Regions from separate parts of the Homo sapiens genome. Here regions 2 and 3 are each linked to region 1. Evidence: chromatin loops called from intact Hi-C (ENCODE). Cell type or tissue: endothelial cell of umbilical vein. All regions are shown on one strand.

Region 1 (8,000 bases):
TGTCTAGCTTGAAGTTCCTGTTCTATAAGGTTTTAAGATCCATAAACTGCAATTAAAGGCACAGTAGTAGGAAGAGTCAATCAAAGGGGAGCCTCAAAATAGCTGGTCCCCCTGGAAAGCCAAGGCAGATATATTTGTCCAGCTGCTTGTGGGAGAAGGCCCGAGGCCTCTCACTCACTCGCCAGAGGCCCGTAAAAGGCTCACCTACAGCTGCTTGTGAAATTGGTTCCTTGTAAGTGAAAGTCGACCAAGAGTCCTATGAGCCAGTGGCAGCTGGACAGAGAGGACCTGGGTGCCAAACGGGGCAGGAAATGGCCAGGGGCCAGGGTAAACAACCTGGGGCAGGAGCTGAGGGGAGCATCTGTCCCAGGATAGCTCAGAGAAGTGCTGCTTTCCAAGGGTTTGGCCAGGGCGACTTGATTTATTTTCAGCAAAATCTGGGTATGCCCTAATTTACTATGGGAGCCTCGAATTTGCATGTCTGCTTTAAGAGACCCTAACAAGCACGCATAATAAAATGTTAATTTATGCCTTCTGCTAGGATTGGAATTGAGTGTGGCTTGACGCAACTGCAAAACAGAACAAATCTGGAAACTCTGGCAGGCAGAAGAGGAGAGTGGAGGGAGCACGTTTCTTTGAGTTTGGGAAGGGAGGCTGAGAGGAGTCTGGGAAACTTCCTGGCACCCAACTCCCTCCAGAACCCCTGAAGGGACTTTCTACAACAGCAGAGGGATGGCCCTTCTGTCTCTACAGCACTGACCGAGCACTACAGTATCGAACAGCACTGGGCACAGACTAGGTCCTGGGTAAATATTTGGTGTGTTGATTAATAATATGAGAATGTTCTGAGGTCAAACACTTCCTTCCATGTTTTGGGAACAGTGAGGTCTTGCATAGAGCTTTAAAAACTCCACACCCAGCTTCACATTAAAGTGGAAAGCCAGCACACTTGTGATGTTCTGAGCTATTCTAAATAGCAGCCCTCCCTGGGTCTCTGAATTCTTCTGAACCTAGTAGTGCCACTGCCTTGGGCAGTTTTGTGGAAATGCCTCTTCCCATTCAGCTTTGCCCAGACCATTCTATCCTGATGTTATTCCCATGGCTGGCACTCCAATGTGTCCTAAACCTGTCCGGTTTCTAGAAATATGACAAACATTACCTCTATTTATCCCTTTCTTCTGTTCTTACTGACACTGAGCTTGCAGGATGGCAGTATTAAAATACACCAGCAGACTTCTGGCAGGTGGTTGTAAACATCTTTTGGAGTTCCTTCCCAGTCTATGACACCATTTCTCAAGGAATCATCCCCCTCTCCACAAAAGGGAAGGCCAAGTAACCGAGCATCCACCATGACTCTTCCACTTTGGCCATAGATTGCATCAGAGTTCTCACTGACCCAAGCTGGACAATCAATATCTTTCTCTTGGGAATTTGGAATTGGACTTAAAGAAATGGATAACTAGAGATCAGCGTCTGTGTTTGGCTCAGACATGAATTTTGGAGCCATGGTGGCCATACGCAGGGAGAATCAGAACAAGTCAGTGTGTAGAGAAAACCAAAAGGCAATGCCAAAGAATGAACCGAGTCAAAAGAGGCAGGGCTACATCTGCTATTGACTTCTGAGGATGACTTTGCATCTTTACAGTAAGTTCTTGTTTATTGATTAGCCAAACTTTGCTGGCTTTGATGCTTGTAACCAAAAAGACTTTAAAAAGACATGAATAAGTTTTGCCATGGATTTCTGTAGCCCCAATCCACTCTGCATGCCTAACCCTAGTCTCTTTCAGATGCCACCACTCTAAGTCTGGCAGGGCTCCCAACTGCCTATGATGTCATGACCATGACCCCTTACTAGCTCTCAGGGCACTCCCCAAACTATCCTGCCCACTCGTCCAAAATAATTATTCTTTCCTCCTGTGATGTGCTCCTTTGCTTGAGTCTAATCATGCTCTCTCTACTCTAAACACACTTCCCTGGCTCTCTTCCTCCTGTTTCCCTGGACGGCTTCCCAGGCCTGGAATGGTCTACCCTCTCCTCCCGGCCATACAAATACATGTAGATTGGACAGTAGATGTATTTTCTTGTCTGCAAATGGAATGGTTTCTATCTGATGTCCTATGTTAAGGAACAGAAATTATCACAGTGGAAAAAAAAAAGCCTATTGGTGGGGCACAGCACCTCCAGCCACTTGGCTTTGGTGAGCCTGATACAGTATCTGGCCCCTGCTAATATTTGTATTTATGTAATGAAAGATTTACCCAATTAAAATAGATCTGAACTACAAAGGAAATGCTGCACTAAAATGTGTTCTTGGCTCATACAAGGAGAAAGATTCTCCTTCACGGAGGAAGACTTGAAGGGTATCCAGCCCTAGGGAAGTGAACTAGGTCATGCCAGTGTTCTCCCAGGCATAAAGGGTAGGCTCGATTTTGTGATAAATACACAGTATATGATGATTCACCTGACTTACTTCTCTATTTGATATCAGTAAATGATAACAATGAAAGTGCTTGTGTTGGGGGGAAAGTGCAATGAATGCACGGCCGCTTCACCATCTGATGAAAGTATAACCAGGGAGATGCCTCAGACGCTAAGGGCTCTTGGTGAGGGGCCCAACAGGAAGAGAGAAGTGCTACTTTCAGACAGAACGGGACCGAGCATTTCAGGATCCACAGAGCCGTGTCATAAAATATTTCACACGATATGTATGACAAGAAGCCTGAAGAAGCTATGAATTTCCAGATTGATGTGAAAGAAATCCACTCTGTACCTTGTGCCACACAAACATTTAAGTCAATCATTATTGAGCATCAACTGGGTGTATTCTAGCCCCGGGTTTTATCTTTTTTTTTTAACCTTCCTTGTGGTTGCTTTGTCATATTCTTTTTCTTTTATAAGAAGCACTGTTTGGTAATAGCCACAAGAATTGTGGGGGTGGGGAGACCATTTTTACTAAGAGATAGGGTTGTATCCTGCATAGGCAACATAAGGAATGGTAGCAATTTTTTTAAGAGGCTACACATGTGGAAAGGCCTCCCATTGCTTTATCCTCTCCACTGGATCTCTCCTGTATTCCTTCTGCCTTCCTGTTATTCCTTGCCAAAAGAAATGTTTTTCTGTCATTCTTTGAAGCCATTTTAATTTTGTTCTGGAGTGGGCTCCAATTTGTTTAAGTGTGGGATTGCACGTTGATACAAATAATTACAACTGTTAAAGTTTGAAATAGAGCCCTATTAGGGAAAAACTACAGTTAAAATAAAAGCTTTCATCAGGACAAAAGCTTTTAGGAGGTGGAAGACCCATATGACACTGAAAATTTCATAGTAATTGCCAAAATGCATTTACGAGTTGCTTGTTGCCAACACTTGGTGGGCACTGTGCATAACAGTGATAAACCTCATGGATTTAGCAAGTTAGCGCCACTAGACACTCTCTAAAACACAGCCACAGCGCCAGTATTGGGTTCCAGTGGACAAAGAAAAAGCCTTCTCAAGGGAATGAAACATTCATTTTTCTAATTATTCCCCAGGCCAAAGGTTGAGTGAGTAACTTCCCAGGAAATCCACAAGCCTCAGCTCTGGACTCTTCATCCTCACGCCACTCACTCAGCTACTCTCTGTTTGCAGTAAAAGAACAGAATGGAGCAAGAGTTTTTTAAAATTAGATTATAAAAGACCAAGCTCTGCTGAAATATTGGAGAGGTGGGGATCTGAAGGGAGGGGTGATGTGTCAAAGACTTTCAAGGCTGTATGACCTGATGGAAGATGAAACACAGGAGAAATGAGAGCAGGGATATTGACCAAGGGCCCTCTGATCTGCCGTTGTATTTAAAGCAATGATTCTCCCTCCTTCCCTGGGACCCCTGGGGGTAGATCATCTGAATGCTTGTCTCTTAGGGAAATGGTATGGGGTGGAAAGCGGCGAACGCAGCAAGGGTTCAGGAAATGCCTGGCTTGTGAGTGGAGGAGAGGATTCTAGCAACTCTTCATGCTTCCAAGTGATGTCATTGGGAAACCAATCCTGGAGAAAGGGGGCCGTCGCTGATAAAAATCACTGTGGAGAAGATGGCCTAGAAGATCCCGAATCTTAGTCCTCATGCGCCCCCTCGTGTAGGATGTGGGGTAGTGCCTTGGTTGCTGGGTGGTGAAAAATCTGTCATTCTCAAGGGACCACCGTTGGAGAAAAAGGGACGTTGAGGGGGAAATGCATGAGAAATAGAATAAAGTTAAGTAATGAGTTAATTTTGCAGTTGTGACAATTGTAGGCTACAAATTAATAGTTGATTTAAAAAAGCAAGTAGCTTTGAAAGCCCAGGACTAAAATGCGAAGAAACTGAGCAGAATCGCCACTGTGTAGACCAGAGCTTCTCAAACTTCAATGTGCATATGAATAATCATCCTGGGAGCTTGTTAAAAATCTAGATTTTTTATTTACTAGTTCTGGACGGGGCCCTCGATTCTGTACCTTTAACAAGCTCCCAAGTGGTGTAGAGGATGCTGGTCCGTGGACCACACTTTGATAACACTTGCAATAGTGTGCAGGACTGACCTGTCCCCTCAGATAAGCCTGTTTGTATTGGAGGGTTCTGAAGTTCAGCTAGAACTTCTATCTCCACCAGATCTCCCAGGATCCCTGCTAGCACACTATACAGTAATTCCTTCATTTATTGGTAGTGCGGTAAATTTGTCAGCTCAAAGATAATTACCTTTTATTTCCTGAACTTAAGTAGCATTTACCAATAGCACTTACTGTTTGTAATGTTGAATTGTTAATTGCTATATATTACCTTGTGATTTCAAGAGTTTATTTTGTTTTTGCAATGAAGTGGTCCTGCATAGTTTAGGGTGTTTAAGAGACAATTACAGAATTAGTTGATTGGCTTCTACTATAAGCTTTGATTTGAAAAAATTACAAATCTTTCTCCTAAGTGTGAATTTTGAATTTGAGGTGGCAGAGGGAGGAAGGGTTAGGTGTCTGAAGAAAGTGAAGAGAGGATGTCTAGGGATAATTTGGACATCTTGTAGCATTCAAGATAAATATATTCAAAGTTTTACCTAAGGCTTTTCTTAGAGTTAGATGTCTTGTTTTGAATTCGACTTAGGTTCACACTTAAAGTTACTCTATGTAAAAATGTTCAGACATCCTGAGCAGACATAGAACAACAACAAATGGATTTGATAACAGAATACAAGATAGAATTAAAGATAAAGTCCTTATGTGCTTTGAAGAAATAAAAGATGAGATTTCAAGTCAAGGAAAATAGATTGTACACCTAGTGACAAGACCTCTTTATTTTCATTTTGAAAGATCACAGAGTGACTACAATATGAAAAGATTGTGTGTAGGCTATCATTTCATGCTTGAGAAACAAATAGATGAAGATCATTTCATGTACCACTGGGCTGGGTGTTTAGAGACAAATGTGTTTCTTACCTGCTAGTGTAGACCAGTGAGCAGCAGGAAAGGATATACATTCCCAGCCATGGGCAATCCTTTATCCGCATGTGTGGCCAAGGATTTTTCATACTGTCTTACATTGGCTGGGAAAGTTGACTTCTGAGTTCCCTGACAAATCTGAGATTCTATGACTTTATTAATCATAACTATTAATAACTACAGGTTATATGTTAATAGTTATAGTGGTTATAATTATTAGTTATAATTATTATTTTGTGCAATAGATTCTCAGAATCTGAAGCACCATAGAGGTTAAAAGAGGTAATAGCCATCTTCCTGTCTATAACAGTCTCCTTTTCAACATCCTGGGAGTTATCAACAGCAACTACAGGTTCTGCTCAAACACCTCCAACAAAATAGAACTCCCTAGGTCCCACAACCATTTTTGCTGTACAGTGTTTTCCTGTCATAAGAAAAATAATTTGCATTCACTGTAATAATTTTAGAAAACAAAACCAAAATGTACAAAATAAAAATTAAAAATATCTGTAATACTATCACTCAGAGATAAACACCATGAACATTCTGATGTATGTGCCCAGGTGTGCGTATGTGTGTGTGTGTGTGTGCATGTGCATGCGTGCACATGCGTGCATGGGTATGCACACCTTTATTCTAAAAGAATTGTACTACTCATGTTTTAGAACCATCTTTTATCCTTTTTCATTAAGTATTTGTCCATAATATCACCTTTAAAAGTTCAATAAGCATATTTCGTTTTTAAATAGCTATAATTATTAGGATTTTTCCTTTTATCAAGCTAAACCTTACCTCTTTATAATCTATATGCCTTGCCCCTTTCTCTGTCCTCCAGAGCCAGATGCAATAAAAAGTCTGATCCCTCTTTTGCAGGACAACCCTTTAAATATGTGAAGACTGCTTTCTGGTCTTCCCACCAGTCTCATTTTTAATTTTTTAACTCCCTTATTGAAGTAAATTGGCATATTTAATGTACAGTTTGATTAATTTTAATATAGGCATACACCTGTGAAACCATCACTAAAATCAAGGCAAGAAACATATTCACCTCCTAAAGTTTCCTTGTGCACCTTTGTGTACCTGTGTGTTTGTATCAGGCAAGAATATATATTTATTGTACATACACACCATGGACTATTATGCAGCCATAGGAAGAAACAAGGTCATGTTTTTTGCAGGGACATGGATGGAGCTGGAATCCATTATCCTCAGCAAACTAACACAAGAACAGAAAACCAAACAAATGCTGCATGTTCTCACTTATATGTGGGAGCTGAACAATGACAACGCATGGGCACAGGGAGGGGAACAACACACACTGGGGCCTGTTGGTGGCAAGGGAGGTGAGGGAGAGCACCAGGATAAATAGCTAATGCATGCAGGGCTTCATACGTAGGTGCTGGGTTGATAGGTGAAGCAAACCACCATGGCACATGTTTACCTATGTAACAAACCTGCAGGTCCTGCACATGTATCTGGAACTTAAAATAAAATAAACATTTTTTAAAAAGAATATTCATTTATTTATTTATTTTTGTAGGAATATTTAATGTGATATACTCTCTTTAACAATTTTTTTTTTTTTGAGATGCAGTCTCACTCTGTCACCCAGGCTGGAGTGCGGTGGCGCAGTCTCGGCTCACTGCGACCTCTGCCTCCCAGTTCAAGCAATTCTCCTGCCTCAGCCTCCCAAGTAGCTGGGATTACAGGCACCTGCCACCACGCTTGGCTAATTTTTTGTATTTGTAGTAGAGATGGGGTTTCACTATGTTGGCCAGGCAGGTCTCTAACTCCTGACCTCAGGTGATCCACCCGCCTGGGCCTCCCGAAGTGCTGGGATTACAGGCCTGAGCCACCGCACCCAGACTCTTTAACAAATTTTTAAGTGCACAGTGCAGTTAACTATAGGCATAGTGTTGTAAAGCAGATCTCTAAAACTCATGCATCTTGCATCATTGAAACTTCATACCCATTGAACAACAGCTCCCAATTTCTGCCTCTACCCAGTCCCTGGCACCACTGTCCAAGTCTTTGCTTCCCTAAGTTTGACTATTTTAGCTACCTCATGTAAGAAAAATCATGCAGGATTTTTTCCTTCTGTAACTGGCTTATTTCACTTAGCATAATGTCCTCCAGGTTCATCTATGCTGTTTCATGTGGAAGGATCTCCACATGGCCGAGTAATATGCCATTGAGTGTATAGACCACATTTTTTATCCATTTATCTGCTGATGGACATGTAGGTTGTTTCCATGTCTTGGTCATTGTGAATAATGCTATAGTGAACATGGTTGTGCACTATCTCTTTGAGATCCTGATTTCAATTTTTTTTTTGGATATAAACTCAGAAGTGGGATTGCTGGATCATATGGTAGTTTTATTCAAAAAAATTTTTTAGAACCTCCACAGTGTTTTACATCATGACTGTACCAACTTACTTACATTCCATCACCTATGTGCAAGGGTTCCCTTTTCTCCACATCCTCACCAAAACTTGTTGTCTTTTGTTTTTATGGTAATAGCCAATCTAACATATGTGAAGTGCTATTTTGCTGTGGTTTTGA
Region 2 (8,000 bases), 70 kb before region 1:
CATCCCCCATCTTTTAACACAAACGAGAGAAATATAGATTTTATCTCTCCTCAGAGACTGAGAGGTCCCTGTGACTGAATCAACCCTCTCACATTCAGCAGCCTTCATAGCAGTGTACTTGCACCAATAGATTAGCGAGAACTCCACAATTACTGTATGCTTTGGGGAGCCCATCTCCACTAACGAAGGACACAAGTGAAAAAGCGTATGTGAACATTTTATTGCTGTGTTTTGGTGATCCAAAAGGATTGTGCCCATATTTCATTTCCTCCTCCTTTAATTGCCCCGTTTTATGGGCTGTGTCCCATTACTTCTTAATCTGTGGCCCAATTTCTGCCCAGTGGTGACCAAGTGTTTTTTCCAAACCTTGTGTTACCTCCTCTTATTTTGGCAATTGCAAAGTGATAGCTAAAAAAATAAAAAGTATTACTGACCAAAATTGTAAGTGTATATTGTCTAACTGATAGGTTTAATAATAAATTCAATAATTTAGTTAAACACAGCTTTGAATGTTTTTCAAAATCCATCAATTACCTTATCAAGTAGATTCATGGGCCTGTAGAACTGTTGTATGATATATTATTTATACCAGTTTCTCTAATACATCATTATATTTTATACAGAATTTTACTGTATTTTCATTCTGGAAGCAAGTTAATCAGCTAAGACATTGAAAATAAAATTATACTGCTTGATGATAAAATGCATTTCCCATCACTATGATGGCAGGCTATAGTAAGCTTGAAGTATCCTTCCTTGAAGAAAATTAGCTTTGTACAAAAGTATTTGTTTTAGTCTATATGTCTTAAGCAATTTCATCTAGTTAGGGGCAGAGAATAGTGAAATTTAAAGGTGAAAGACATTTGCATCTTTAGGGTTTTTTCTACTTTATTGCAAAAGACAAAGATAAAATTCAAAATAATTTTGAAGAACAAGTGGAAGTCAAAATTCCTGGTAAAAGGGGGGAAATTTAAAGGAACGGAAGACATGCAAAATTGATTATTCATAGTTTTGAATAGTTTCTACTTAACTCTCATCTGGATTGGTACTGACCAAAAAGTAGATAACGTTAAGATTAGATGTGAATCCGTAACAGAGTTGCTGTTTAAATATGTGGATGGATTTCCTTTCTTAAAATTATTTCAATAGATTGGATGACTGAAGTTAAACTTGCCTTTATTCCTGTTTGTGGATTAGCTAGGATAAAATGAGGAAGTTTGCAATGCTCTTAGAATGTAAAAAAACTGTAAATTTAGTGCCTTTAACTAAATCCACAGTGGATTAGGGCATTTTGCATGTCAGTTTACCTTTGGAAGTTATGAAAAGAACTCCCCAAATGGAGCGTCTTTCCAAAAATAACATTAGACCCAAAATTCTAGCCTAGCTTTGACTTAAGAGATAATGACAGTCATTGAATTAGTCCGTATACTACTACTATATCTTATGACAAATTATGTTTTATTGTATTCTAAAATGGAATGGTTGAGCATTGGGTAGATTTCTTCCCTTGATTATCAAAGAAAATACCTAAGACTGTTTTTCTAGCCGATTTGATTAAGCAAGATGACCTCAGATATCCTTTCAAACATCTCTATGAAACCCTTCTGGAAACAAATGCAAATTTGATTAAAAATAGAATCTCTAGTTTTCATTATGTAACTACCTTGAAGAAGCTAGTTGAAATTTAGACTCCACATTATTACAGATTCATGGTCTTTGGGAAGAGCAGATCAAATCTGTAGACAACAGTTGGTGAGCTGAGCTCACCCTGTGTAAACTAGAAATTTCTGAGGCACTCTCGTGCCAGGATTGTAAAAATAGAGTAGGAACTTGCAATGAAGAATTCTATTATCAGTTATACTTAATTTAGCAAATTTAGAGGGTTGTATGTTTGTACATGTACATCTTAGATGATGTAATGTTAACAAAAGATACATGATGAACATGTTGGTATGCTTTTTGTATGTCCCTTGATTGGAGGCCATACTAGAATCCAGTCCAAAGGTCTGCAGCTCTTTGAGGTTTACATAAGTCATTTTGAACATCTACTTCCCAACTCTATAAATTCACATGTAATAGTGAAGCCAATTCCATTTTGAATTCCATGGAGCATTACATTTTGTTTACAGTGCCAAATCTATTATCTAGTTCTTTCAGCCATTTACTGCATAAATTTCACAGGCTTCGTAGAAGTAAAGTTGAATAATTGTCTGCAAAAGACCCTCATAAAACTTTGCCGTGCAAATAATTAGCTTTTGCTTTAATATATAGCATGCTAAGAATATTTGAAAACACACTGGATTCCCTCTTTTTAAAACAGGTACAAATCGAATGAAGATTATGTATATGTCAGAGGACGTGGCCGGGGAAAGTACATTTGTGAAGAATGTGGGATTCGCTGTAAGAAGCCAAGCATGCTCAAAAAACACATCCGTACCCATACTGATGTTCGGCCTTATGTATGCAAGTTATGTAACTTTGCCTTCAAAACGAAAGGTACAAGTCTGATTTTTTTGAGAGGAAAAATACTTCTCTATGGCTACTTAGATTTCTGAGTGCTATTTTATAACTAACCTTCATCAACAATAAAGATAGTTTGTTTGTGAAAATATGATTCCACGAAATATATTTTCTCCCTCAAGTAAGTGATCAAAGGATGTATGTGAGACTGTGAGGCTCCTTTTATGACTTAATTAAGAGCAGTAGACATAGGTCCAGGCCAGTTGTCTCCAAAGGAAGTGGCTACAAATTGTCTGGATAGCTATTACTTCATGTTGGAAATGTTATGTGGTCTAGATAATATTTACACCAGTATTGAAATCCTGCACATGCAGTGGTATTAGAGAAGCAAGGCAGCAGCTGGGAAGAAAACATGTGCTCTTGGTCAGTTTCAAGATTATAAATAATGTAGAGACCCACACACTCCCAGGTGGGTGCCTTCATCCACAGTTGCATTAATTATGCATAGAAATTTGATAGCTTGTGTTCCCTGTTTTTATCAGCACAGAGACAATTTCTGATTCTCAGTACATAACTGTTAGTCTTATAAAACTAGGACTTGCCTTAAAATTTTTTTTTAAAATCTGTTTTTAACAGGTAGATTTATGTAAAAATATTTTACTCAAGGAAGTTGCTTCGGTTATATTTTTATTTTTTATAATATTATGAAAATGTTCATAAGTCTGGTAGTCTCAGAATACAAACAGTAGTGAATTAGAGGTTGTTCGACTTTTGCAGAAGTGTGTTTTACCTTAGGTTTAGTGGATACTATAGGCACCCCCTCAACACTTTAAATTTTCATATTGATTAATCTGCTCATTCAAGAAAAAGAAATACCAAGTAAAATTATCTTTGGTAGAGAAATGTATACCTATATTCTTTTATAGCTGAAAATCCTAAATTGCTAGAAGTGTAAATGGGTAGCCTCTCAACATATCTGTTTCTCTTTTATTAAAAAGATCTATGTAATAGAATTGCCTCATTTGAAGCTGAAAAAAGTATGTGTTCATTTGTGTCTCAAAAAATAATCATATGGCCTTTTAAATACCACTCACCTCTGCACAATCAAGCCTTTTATACAGAACTTTACTAAGAGATTCCCTAGGAGATAAGAAAATAAAAACTTTGGTTTCAGGGAATATTGCAATTCAATAGTCATTACGAATGATACATATCTTCACTGGGCATATGAGTTTGCTGCAGGTATAGTTGTGTGAAAAACTGGATGAAGAAATGACACATCTCTAGATATTTTTAAAAATCAAATTAAGTCTGCCTCTGAATCATCATCTCCTGAAGGAAATAATTTATTCTTGGTCATTATTGGAGTTTCCTTGTCACCCTTTGGGAATGTGCAAATGTCTCAGAATCTTAAAATGAGCAAAACATCCTGGGAAACCCTGCCAGTTTTCACCTCCGACTGAAATGCCTGTTGTCCAAACCCACATTGTCGTCTGAGCACAGATGGAACGCCCTTGCATGACCAATCCCTTCTCCTTGTCTGTGCCACTTCTTCAGGGGCCTCCCCCGCCACTCTCCTTCCCTCTCCTTGTCCTTATACATTACTTCTGCAGCTCATGACTTTAACAAACTAAAGCCATGGTAGAATTGTTTCAGATCCAGATTTCTAGCTACAGACCTATTCTGAAGATGGGAGTCTAAAGCCTGACTATCCTTGGAATGGAGAGAAAAATGTAGGAGAAAGAAACACATACTAAAATCTAAATAAACTATCCCGATATGCTTAGCATCTATACCTATACACATCCATAGCGTACTTGCACTCTGGCACAAGTGATGATTTTTATTAATTTGTAGATACATTTCATTAATTTTCTAGATTTAAGCATTCTTGATATGTCTATAACATTTTTGGGCTCTTTAAAAAATGGTAGATATAAGTTTTGATAAATAGGAGGAGTGGGGGCCTGGAAATATTTCTGTTTGGAATTATTCAAAACAGCATGTAAAATTTATAAGTATATAAGCAATAAGTAAATAATAAAGCAATATGAGTAAAATAATAAACAACAGTGTCCCAGTTTTAACTGTGGCTCATATATTACATGAACAGCAAGCTGAACACCCCTACCAGAGGAATAAACTGTGCTAGCAGGCTGAGTTTCCACGGAGATTTCACAGAGCCTTCTCTTAAAGTATTTGTTGGTACATTGCTAAAGCGTTGTCAAGGGCACAGATAACATTATGGCTATTTTCACTGAAGTGATGTAAAGGCGCCTTACAACTGAATTAGTTCCTGAATCTCTTTTGATAAGTTATATGGCATATAATTTATATGTATGTGTGTGTGTGTGTGTGTGTGTGTGTGTGTGTGTGTGTGTGCATTCTTCTGTAGATCCTGGGTCAACGAGGATTGGAACAATGTTTTCAAAATTTCTCACATTTCATAAAGCAGTTATACAAATTATATATATAATTTATATCCACACATGTATATACACATATAATTGTATATGCCATTATCATTATAACATATTCAGCATGAAACCTTTCTTTTTTGTTAGTGTGATAGGAGCCTGAAGATAAGTAAAGAGGGAATGTTGCTGCTCCAGAATTTTAGGAATTGCTGTCATAACTTTTGCTAACATATGCCAGACAGATAGATGCTAAATACTGGGAATAATGCTCCCTATGAGTAGTTAGCTAATTATTTGTATGGATCTTTCAGAGCACTGACAAGGTTGGCCCTCACATTAGTTTGTATGTATTTTTCTTCTGAATGGTGAAGATCCTTGGAGGTTACTCTGTACCTGATCAGTCACAGAAGGTCAGGGGCCCAGTGGGTGTGTTGAGAATATTTCATTCTGAAGTATCTCTGAGGTGTGTGGCCAGATTGCGTTTCCTGTTTCTGTGGAGTCCCAGGAGGCTGGTGTATTTGGGTAGATATGAGGTCCCTTCTCAGGCAGAAAAGCCTGGGATTTCTAGTCTTGCTTTGAGCCTACTCTTGAAAAGATGTGAGCCTGGACTTCCACATATCTTCTAGAATAAAGAATATCTGAGATTGGGCCAAAGCTCTCAGGGATTGATATCTTCAAAGACCAGATTATTCTTCTTAAGGTTGAAACAAGGGGTAGTGGGTAGAAACAAATCTGTGTTACATGATGAATTTAATAAAATTAGTTCATTTCACATTGAATTTGGAGCAGCTATCAGCAGTTATTAATTTGATAACCAATTAATTTCTCTCTTTTTTTTGCTACATTTTCAAGGAAACCTAACGAAGCATATGAAATCTAAAGCACACATGAAAAAATGCCTGGAATTGGGAGTCTCAATGACATCGGTGGATGATACAGAAACTGAGGAAGCAGGTGTGTATGTCATAAATGAGTTGACAGACCTCTTCATTATGCACAGTGGAGCTCTGTGGCTGAGGTAGTAAAATAAGTTTAGATATTTTTAAAAAGTGATCACTTTTCATTTTATTAAATACTAAATATAGAAAATAAAACTGACACATTGAATTGCTTGAAATCTACTGAGAAGAAATGCATTTCAGTTTTGACTCCGAGGGCAAAAAAGGCCTTACTTTGAAAATACTTATATTTAGAGCCTTCTATGAAGGGAATAGAATTGCACTTGCTTTGTGATAGCAAATTAGATTTTATGAGGCTTTTTGGGGAATTTGAAAAGCATTTTAATGTATTATTATTCAAGTTAAGAAGAAACCCAGTAGGAAAACAAATAAACTAGCAAACAAACATCATTAAGGTTGGCCAGACCTCCTGAGTTACATCACTTAGACATACGTTTGTACCTGAGCTTGCAGAGACAGGTTGTTGCCTTTCTTTCTCCTCTAGCATCATAATTAACATTATCCATGCTCATTTGTTGAGGGTTTTCTGTGAGTGGGATGATGTCTGAGATATAAAGTCCTACTATGGAATCTTTCTTGTAAGTTGGGGATGAAAACAAATAGATATACAAGAAGATAGAATGAACGCAGGGTCACACAGGTAAGTGCCTCATTTTATAGGAGTTCTCAGACATAACTATCTGTGGGCACTAGGGATTGGGAAAAGCGTTTAGAAAGAAATGAGGCTTAAATAAGATCCTAACCTTGATATTTGGATCTTGATCTCCATTATCTTTGTTTAATTGTTTCAGAAAATTTGGAAGATTTGCACAAAGCAGCAGAGAAGCATAGCATGTCCAGCATTTCAACTGATCATCAGTTCTCCGATGCTGAGGAATCAGATGGTGAGGATGGAGATGATAATGATGATGATGATGAAGATGAAGATGACTTTGACGACCAGGGAGATTTAACACCAAAAACAAGATCAAGAAGCACCAGTCCTCAGCCTCCTAGATTCTCCTCCTTGCCTGTGAATGTTGGCGCCGTACCCCACGGGGTTCCTTCAGATAGTTCCCTGGGACATTCTTCGTTGATCAGCTATTTGGTTACTTTGCCAAGTATTCGAGTTACTCAGCTTATGACACCCAGTGATTCATGTGAAGATACCCAGATGACAGAATACCAGAGGCTATTCCAGAGCAAAAGTACGGACTCAGAACCAGACAAAGACAGATTGGACATACCTAGTTGTATGGATGAGGAGTGCATGCTACCTTCAGAGCCAAGCTCCTCTCCCAGGGACTTCTCACCCTCAAGCCACCATTCCTCTCCAGGATATGATTCTTCACCCTGTCGAGATAATTCACCAAAGAGGTATCTGATACCCAAAGGAGATTTATCTCCCAGGAGACATTTATCACCTAGGAGAGATCTGTCACCCATGAGACATCTTTCACCAAGAAAGGAAGCTGCATTGAGAAGAGAGATGTCCCAAAGAGATGTTTCACCAAGAAGGCATTTGTCTCCAAGGAGGCCAGTGTCTCCTGGGAAAGATATCACAGCAAGAAGAGACCTCTCTCCTAGAAGAGAGAGAAGATACATGACCACAATAAGAGCGCCATCTCCCAGAAGGGCTTTATACCATAACCCACCATTGTCCATGGGACAGTATTTGCAAGCAGAGCCAATTGTATTGGGGCCTCCTGTAAGTATAATCCACTTTTCTTTCTAATACATAAGTGGAAGCACATTGGTCCTCCTGATAATGCACTGGTGTGAAGTTTAGTAGAACATGGGTATCTGTCATGGGTGGAGTGAATCTGGCTAATGAAAATAGCGGGGAGACATTTTTGTCATATGCTATTGTCAGTAACATGGCTGTGGCATTACCTAAAGTGTAGTATTGCATCAGAGCAGCAGTGCATTCCCAGTGGGAACAGGTGAGGCCTTTCTGAAGGCTTTCTAAACTTAACTAATGATAGACGTAAGCTGAAGCCTTTTTGTAAGTAAAAAAGATGAACCTTTAGAATGCCATGACTGCATGGACATACACTCACAGGGACATTTAGGCATCACTTATATAACTCATCACCAGGTAAGGATTCTGATTCAGCTGTTAACCTTGACTTTCCAAAACTTTTATTTTTAAAATTTTTATTTTATTTATTTTTTTTGAGACAGG
Region 3 (8,000 bases), 740 kb before region 1:
TTATTCAATGAACGTTACCAGCTCTATGCTCTACCAAGTTTGGTGATGCTTGGCCTGTGTCAGTGACGCTAGAGACTATTTACAGCACACACAATATTTTTGTACAAATTTAATCATTTTGCTTGATTGCCACATCCTTATTTTAGTATCTAGCAATCACTGTATTTTCATGTCTTTTTTTGTGTGTCTTTTTAATGTTGAAATTTCCCCCAGACTTAAGAATCCATGTCTTTAGTCTCCTAGAAATTCTCCTTTCCGTTTAATCTTGCCACTTCTCCCAAAGTTTTTATGGGTCAGACTATGAACAAAAGGAATTTGTATTTCAGAGTTTGGCCTGTGACTATACCCCTACTTTCATTAATTGGTTTGATTGTTTTTCTCTCCAAGATGTAAGGTTAATGTAAAAGTATTGTGCTTTAAAAAGAAAAAGCTTTAACAGATGCTGGATATGGCTGGGCAGTTCACTTCAAAAACCTCAGGGGTTCCTAGAATACTTTAAGGACCTATGAAGGACTAAATTTGGCTGAGTCTCACTGAGAACGAGTTTTTAAAACGTTCTTGAGTTTTCTAGCTCAACATTAGCTTTCCTATCAACTTCTGTGCATTTGAGAATAAATGCTGTTTAACATTACATCAGAAAAGAAATTGTAATGCAATGATGGAGAGTAAAGGATACAATTGGTTTGATCATTAAAGACATTTAGAAAGTGATTTGATTTTTCCAATCACTTCTGTTAGTAGCTCAAATTTTGCTTACATAACTCTTTGCAAATGAATTGCTGACTCCATATTTCCTTTATGAGAATGATCTAAATAATTTTTCAGTTTCTGGGCAGAACAAAGATGAGTCTTTTGATGTCATACATGGGTGGAATATTTCTCTCCAACATGTCAGTGACATGAGGGCACAAACACAGTCCTTTCTCACACATCTTTGTAGTCGATGCAGCAGAACCAAAACAAGTTCATTTGCAGTGTATATACCTAGCCACATCGGCTCAGCTGCAAATCAATGCCTGTGGCTTGCAGCCATATCTCCAGGCTGAATGCCAAATTATGGTTTTTTTAAAGGTGCTTTTAGATTCTAAGGAGAACAGTGGTGGCCCAGGCTCTGAATGCTGGGTATTCTTTTTTTTTAATTCGTCTGGGCTTAGGAGGCAGCAGGTGATTGGGAGGTGGGATACTGTTTCTTACTGCAGAATTGCAGATTCTTTTCATGCTGTATTATAAGCAGCATTAAAATTTCTAGAGGCCTACAGAACTATTCTTTTCAAAGAAGATGGTGATTAATTATAACACCTGCTCTGTTTTTTAAAATTTTTGTTTTATGGCTGGGTGCAGTGGCTCATGCCTGTAATCCCAGCACTTTGGGAGGCCAAGGCGGGCAGATCATGAGGTCAGGAGATCGAGACCATCCTGGCTAACATGGTGAAACCCCGTCTCTACTAAAAATACAAAAAATTAGCCGGGCATGGTGGCGGGCGCCTGTGATCCCAGCTACTTGGGAGGCCGAGGCAGGAGAATGGCCTGAACCCGGGAGGCAGAGCTCGCAGTGAGTGAGCCGAGATTGCGCCACTGCACTCCAGCCTGGGCGACAGAGTGAGACTGTCTCAAAAAAAAAAATTATTATGAATGTTTGCTTTTTATTAACACCACAAATTTGTTGCTATAATGGATACTTGAAAATGTAAATAATATATTATATTGGTGTGTTAGGGCGGTGCAGTTTCCTTCGAGGCCTGTAACTCAGCAGTTCTCATCCCGGACTGCCCGTTAGAATCACCTGGAGGCTTCTGTGCCTGACTCTGCTCAGTCCCTGCCCCAGACCATCTGAATCAGAAGGCAGGGGGCCAACAGTGCTGTGTTTCCAGAGAGTTCCAACTGGTTCTCCTGAGCAGCAATGGTTGAGAACCACTGCTCTCATCCCACGTAAGAGGAGAGGGCTCTGAGTGTGCGAGTGGAGTGGAGGGGGACCTCTGGGGAGCTCCAGCACTTAACACAGCAGGAAGCAGGGGGCAGCTGTGACGGGACTGGCTGGCAGTGGTTAGGATGGTAAAATGCTGAGAAGCCAAGGGAGGCAAGAGCGGTCAGACAGAGCAGGTGTGGCCAGTTGCCTCCAGGACTGCAGAGTTGAGGAATCTGAAAGGAGGCAAGTGTTTTGGTCAGTAGGGACCTGGGGATTTCTGAGAGGGCAGACTCAGTGAAGTGCTGGGAACTCAAGCCAGTGAAGATGAGGCCACTGAGGAGTGAAGGCAGGAGCAGGGTGTCAGCCTTTGACGGGACAGGGTGGATGGAAGGTTATTTGTTATGGCGAAGGTTTATGCAGGTGTCGGAGGCCCAGGCAAGGGCAGACTGAAGACACAGGAGAATGGGAGGTTCGTTCTGAACAGCATCTCACAGTAGCTGGTCCTCCTGTCCTCTGTGCCTATGCTTTCTGGCTCCTTCCTTCCAGATGCTCATTGTGTCACTTCATGCACTTCAGAAGGGTGCTTGGTTTTAAGTCCAAACTCTTCTGACAAGCTTTCAAAGCCGTACATATTTTTACCCCAATTTTTTGTCTTTCTTTCCTTATGCTTCCTTAATAGTCTCCTCCTCTGTCAGCTGATTTCCTCACACACAACCCAGGCTTCTTCTTGCCCTTTCCCTGAAATGCTCTGCTTAGCCTCTTTAAATATTCTCTATCTCTAAGGCAAGTTCAAGTTTCATGTTCTTCAGGTAATATTTCATATAACACTCCTTACTGTTAGCACAATTTCTTATTTATTCTTTCACATGTTATGATTTCTTTTCCCCAGTTAGATGCTAAAGATAGAACAAGCTGTATTTTATTTTTTAAAATCCTCTGTAGCAAGGGTTGATAAACTTTTTCTGCAAAGGGTTAACTAGTAAATATTTCACCCTTTGTGAGCCGCTTACATCTCTGTCACCTAGTCTTTTTTTTTCTTTAACAAAGCTTTTAAGATATAAAAACCATTCTTAGCTCACAGTTCTCAGCTATGGAACAGATTTGGTCCACCAAGTATAATTTGCCAACCCTAGCTCTATAGCATGGAATGCTTAATGGACCACTAGTAAATAGGAGCAGATAAAAATAACTAATGCTTAATGAGCACTTATGATGTGCCTGGTATTTAACAGGTATTATCTCACTTAATCCTCACAAAATCCCCTGAAGTAAGTGCTATTATTGCCAGCATTGTATAAATAAGGCATGGAGAGTTTAAGTGCCTAACCCAAGATCACAAAGCTGGTAACTTCTATAATAGTTAATGGATGAATAACAGTTGATTGGGAGTGATGCCTAATAACAGTTGATTGGGAGTAATGAAAAAGATGATATATCAAACATCTTTTGGAAGTGTACCTCCTTACCCATGTTACTAATATCCCCAAAGTTTATTAACATCTGAAATCTGTTTACATAATCATGTATATATATGTTGTTTTTATGGGATACAGCACACATTTTCATAGGCCTATGTTTATTCTCAACTTTCTCATTCCATCAGTGTATCCCTGGATATCGGGCTGAGGAAGCAGTGGAAATGTTAAAGACCTTCTACAAACAAGAAAATCCAAATGGTCAGTTTTCTGTTGTGGATAATGTCCTTCCCTTAAATCCATACAAAGAGAATCTGCTATGAGCTTACCTCTTCATTTTCTTTTTCTTTTCTATTCTTTTCACAGCACCAAAATCGAAAGTTCGGAAAAAGGAATGTCAGAAATCTTGAACATGTTCTGATGAAAGAACCAAGTGACCCAAAGTGACCTGGACAAGATTCATAGACTGAAAGCTGTTGACATCGTTGAATCATATGTTTATATATTGTTTTTAATCTGCAGGAAAATGGTGTCTCTCATCATTTGCTCTGTTAAGGGAACAAATTAGCACTTTTTAGAAGTCTGACAATTGTAAACAGTTATTAGCTTTTCCAGAAGCTGATTCCCATTTTAAGATGGGGGAAAATTAAGGTTTGAGGTTTTAGAAATTAGCAAGTAGTGCATACCCTTCTAGCCACAAGTGCCCAGTCCAGGCAAGTGCTGACTTCTTAGAGAATGTGTGGCCAGACCCAGGGACCTGGAGTGTGTTTGGACTGCAGTTTGCCACCCTGAGAACACCTTCTCCAGGACTGGCATTTCAGAATCAGATTCTTCATTTTTTGCAGCTACGATGTTCTTCCAGGGCACTGGGGGCTGTGACTTCTCTCTAAATTGTATATAAGTTGTGTATATAGAGACCATAATTATATGGTCCTTAGAAAAGACTTTGCTTTTATAAAGCATTTAGAAAAAATGCATACTTTTAAAACAAGTGCTTGAGTTGTCACTTAAAAATTATAGCATATTGCTATAATAAAACCTTATTTATGTCTTATTTGAAGATGAATAGTCTTAAAAGATAAAGACATAAATGGGACAATTGTTATTGAGCAAAAAACCAAATTATCCCACCCTCATGGAGCTTATATTCTAGCAAGGGGAGATGGATATGATAGATTACACAGTTTATTGGAGGACAATAAGAGTTATGGCAAAAAGCAAAAGGAACACAGGGTAAAGGGGATAGGTGCCATTTGGTGGTGAGAATGCTGACTGAAAAATAGAATGATCAATTTAATCTGAAACAAATGGTTATTTCTTTTATAATCCATATAATAAATTTAAAATCTAAAATGTAAAATTTTGAACACAACACTGGAAAGGGTATCCACAGCAGGAAGTCCCCAGTTCACCTCCATGACTACAGGGCAGCTTTGCACAGCCCTCTGGGCGCACTGTGTGCCTCTGCCCAGAAGGGGGCCTCGCCGTTCCACCAGAAGCTCAGCTCCAGGCCCTGGAGGGGCTGCTGCTCCTCAGTTGCATTTCTTCAGTAGATTCATTTCCTTGATGCAAAGCATCTGTATTTGTTGGTTCTGTCATTTGAGCGATGTCTCTGACTTGTTTGTTTTGAATTACATTACAGGCTGGAATGTAATTGTGGTGAAAGTATTTTTATATTGCTGAGAGTAGCAGCTAATCACAGTTACATGCTTCAGAGGACTTATAATTGCTTGGTTTTGTGTGTGTGTGTGTGTGTGTGTGTGTGTGTGTGTGTGTTTAACTGCATTTGAAAAGTTTTATGGAGAATATGCATGATTTTAAATCTGTGATAATGTTACATGCACCTTCAATTTCATCCACTTTAAAAATTATCTTCTCATTGAATTTTAGTGCTTCTACTAGTTTGTTCCTTTTTGCAGTTGGTCGTAATTCATTTCTGGCTTCTTATGCTTTCCTGCAAGCAGATTTCATTGCATTTATTGTGTTCATATCATTTTCTTGGGGATTATTTGTAGGACAACCAACCTGGAGTTTTGCCTCTCTAGAGTACCACCCAGTAAGTCTGGCTGAGCATCTTATGTCCAGTAGGTTCTTGGTAAACATTTGCTAAATGAAATTACTGATTGAAATTTGGGGAAAAGTGAATAAGAAGACTATCTAGGACAAAAAGCCAAAGCCGAAAATAGTATATGAGCATTCTAGCCCAGAGACTGTCGCTACTAAAAGAATGAAGGAAATAATAAAGTGATAGACAGGGAAGGATAGAAAAGACTTAACAATATACATATGTTCCGTCTTTGCTGTTTTGGAGAATGATGGATAAGTAGTGTTTCCTGATTCTGAAGCATAGCTGAACAATTTAATTGTGGTTTACCATCTTTTTGGTTCCCTCTTCAGTAATTAACCTATCGAAAATCTGTCCTAAATGTTTGGACTGGGGCACAGTTCCCTCCATCGCTTTGGGAGAAAATCATTAATATGGCATACTGCAGATTGGAGGGCAGGACCACTGAGGGTGTCATAGACATTAGCTCTATGGAATTCTGCTAGCAATTTCCAAGTGACAGTGAGGAATTATGGATATATGTTGAGGTCATTCAGCTTCCTGAGTACCACATTCCCCAGCTACTTAGACACGGGTTAAAATATTAAGATGTCCTAGTTCAACAGCTTGAATTCCATTGATTGATACTGATAGTGCCTGTCCAAGACACCAGCTGAAAGACTTGTTTTGTGTACAAAATAGTTCTGAAAGTGGTGAGATACAAAAAGGTTTTAGAATCACTGCCCTGTTGAGAGAAATTAGGGGGAAATGATTACATTTAGAAGCTGCTAGAGTTATCCAGTGTTTGCTGGTCTTTGCAACAAACTGTGGAGAATGGGTGGTATGTAATGCTTTGGTAGGCTTCAATCACTGATAAAAGATCATGTTAAAATATCTTTGTGCTTTCTTGTTACTTGGCACAACCATCTCTTCCTGTGTTGTATTTGGAGTATCATGGAGAGAAAATAGATGGCCAAGAGCTTCAGTGTAGGCAAGAACTCTTAATTTTTCTTTAAACTTTTTACTGGGAAAAGTATATATATATAAAATACACACACACACACACACACACACACACACACACACACACACACAAACACAACACACCATGGCCCTTTACCCCGAAATGCTTCAGTATAGTTATTGACTTAAGTAAATTTAACATTGATATACTTGAATCTATCATTTGTATTACAGTTTTGTCAGCTGACCCAATAATGTCCTGTAAAGAAGTTCTCCCACTACCCTATAATCCCAGGTCCAGTCTAGGGTCCAGCATTACATTTACTTGTCTTGAATCCAGCTTTTTCTTTTTTTTTTTTTTTTTTGAGATAGGTCTCACTCTGTCGTCCAGTGGCATGATCACAGCTCACTGCAGCCTCAACCTGGCTCAAGCAATCCTTCCTCCTCAGCCTCCTGAGTAGCTGGGACCACAGACTCATGTCACCACACCTAATTTTTTTTTTTTTTTTTTTTTGTAGAGACAAGGTCTCACTATGTTGCCCAGGCTGGTCTTGAACTCCTAGGCTGAAGCAATCCTCCTTCCTTGGCCTCCCAAAGCACTGGGATTATAGACGTGAGCCACTGCACCGGTCTGCCTTTAGCTTCTTTTAGTCTAGAACATTTTCACTGGCTTTCTTTGTCTTTTATGACATTGACATTTTTAAATAATACAGTCATTTTGCCTCCTTTCTGTTTTCTTCTTCTTTTTTTAAATAATAGAATGGTCCTTGTTTTAAATTTATTTGATATTTTCTTGTGATTAGATTCAGGTGCTGGTTGATGTTAAGTTCCTCACAGGATATCACATCTGGAGGCACACAAAGGCCGTCACACCAAGGTGATGTCAATTTTGGTCATCTGGTCAAGGTGTTGTCCTATTCCTTCACTATATAGTTACCTTTTTTCTCTGTTGCAATGAATAAGCAGTCTGTGGGAAGAGGAGCTGTTACATTTTAAACAGAAAATGTATTTGACACTGATGGAAAGGAGAGGAGGAAAATTAATGACATAAATTTCAAAGCAACTATTAAATTATTTGATTGCATTCTTCCTCTTTTACTGTCTGCCAAAATTGATAAAAAAAATTTTTCTAATAAGAATGTTTTAAATAGTGATATCTTAATAAGCATCAAAATTAAGCCTGAGAAATAAATTCTTTCCTTCCTAATTTCCTCCTCAGCAAAAGTAATAATTATATAAATTTCATTATGCCTGATAAGATAGGGTTTTGGAAAATAGACCTAAGATGTTTCTGATACTGCAGATGACCTATGGTGATCCAATGGGATAAACACTCTAGGTAGGTTGTCATTTGGTCATAAAATATGAGTTATCTTGGGTTTCCATAGAGACATCTAGACTTAAAATGTTGTAAGCACTGCTACTTTCAAAATGTCAGTAAAAATAGCAAAAGCCAAAGCTCTTGAAAAAATTACTTAAATCTTTTTTAAAAGTAGTATAGCGCCTTGTTAAAAATCTGTGGTGATGCCAAAGCTTGTCTTTCCCAGTGGTCCTACGTGAACTGGCCTTATAGCCCCAGGGAAACCAGACACCAGGAATTGGTTTCTCTGCCTTTTGGCAAAGGAATAAGACTACATTGACTTCATCTATGAAGACAACTGCCAACTATTTC

What was found. A loop is a pair of places that touch in the nucleus more often than their neighbours do. Peaks named below come from ENCODE experiments on the same cell type or tissue, not always from the same donor. Only the 100,000 strongest peaks of a DNase experiment are listed, where the experiment ranks them.
Region 2: a loop joins it to region 1, with 7 times the contacts of the local background. A loop is called at or near these places in 3 of 110 quality-filtered maps.
Region 3: a loop joins it to region 1, with 16 times the contacts of the local background. A loop is called at or near these places in 99 of 110 quality-filtered maps.

Annotation. Positions count from the first base shown.
Region 1 is chr6:142,689,151-142,697,150 of GRCh38, reverse strand. No RefSeq gene overlaps it. Among named protein-coding and RNA genes, the nearest start is that of HIVEP2, 250 kb to the left of the region's middle. In endothelial cell of umbilical vein, a CTCF peak has its summit at 4,102 (motif pointing left); DNase peaks (open chromatin) are centred at 3,510 and 3,970; H3K27ac peaks cover 1,227 bases.
Region 2 is chr6:142,759,295-142,767,294 of GRCh38, reverse strand. It overlaps HIVEP2 (HIVEP zinc finger 2), which reads left to right. Exons shown (of 10, transcript NM_006734.4): 7 at 2,321-2,496; 8 at 5,730-5,831; 9 at 6,628-7,523. Among named protein-coding and RNA genes, the nearest start is that of HIVEP2, 180 kb to the left of the region's middle. RefSeq lists an enhancer at 5,401-5,450. In endothelial cell of umbilical vein, no CTCF peak of the experiment used is centred here; a DNase peak (open chromatin) is centred at 3,894; H3K27ac peaks cover 753 bases.
Region 3 is chr6:143,424,194-143,432,193 of GRCh38, reverse strand. ADAT2 (adenosine deaminase tRNA specific 2) reads left to right here. Exons shown (of 6, transcript NM_182503.3): 5 at 3,510-3,582; 6 at 3,688-8,000. The coding sequence ends at 3,731. Among named protein-coding and RNA genes, the nearest start is that of ADAT2, 23 kb to the left of the region's middle. RefSeq lists an enhancer at 4,656-4,725. In endothelial cell of umbilical vein, a CTCF peak has its summit at 4,802 (motif pointing right); a DNase peak (open chromatin) is centred at 4,883.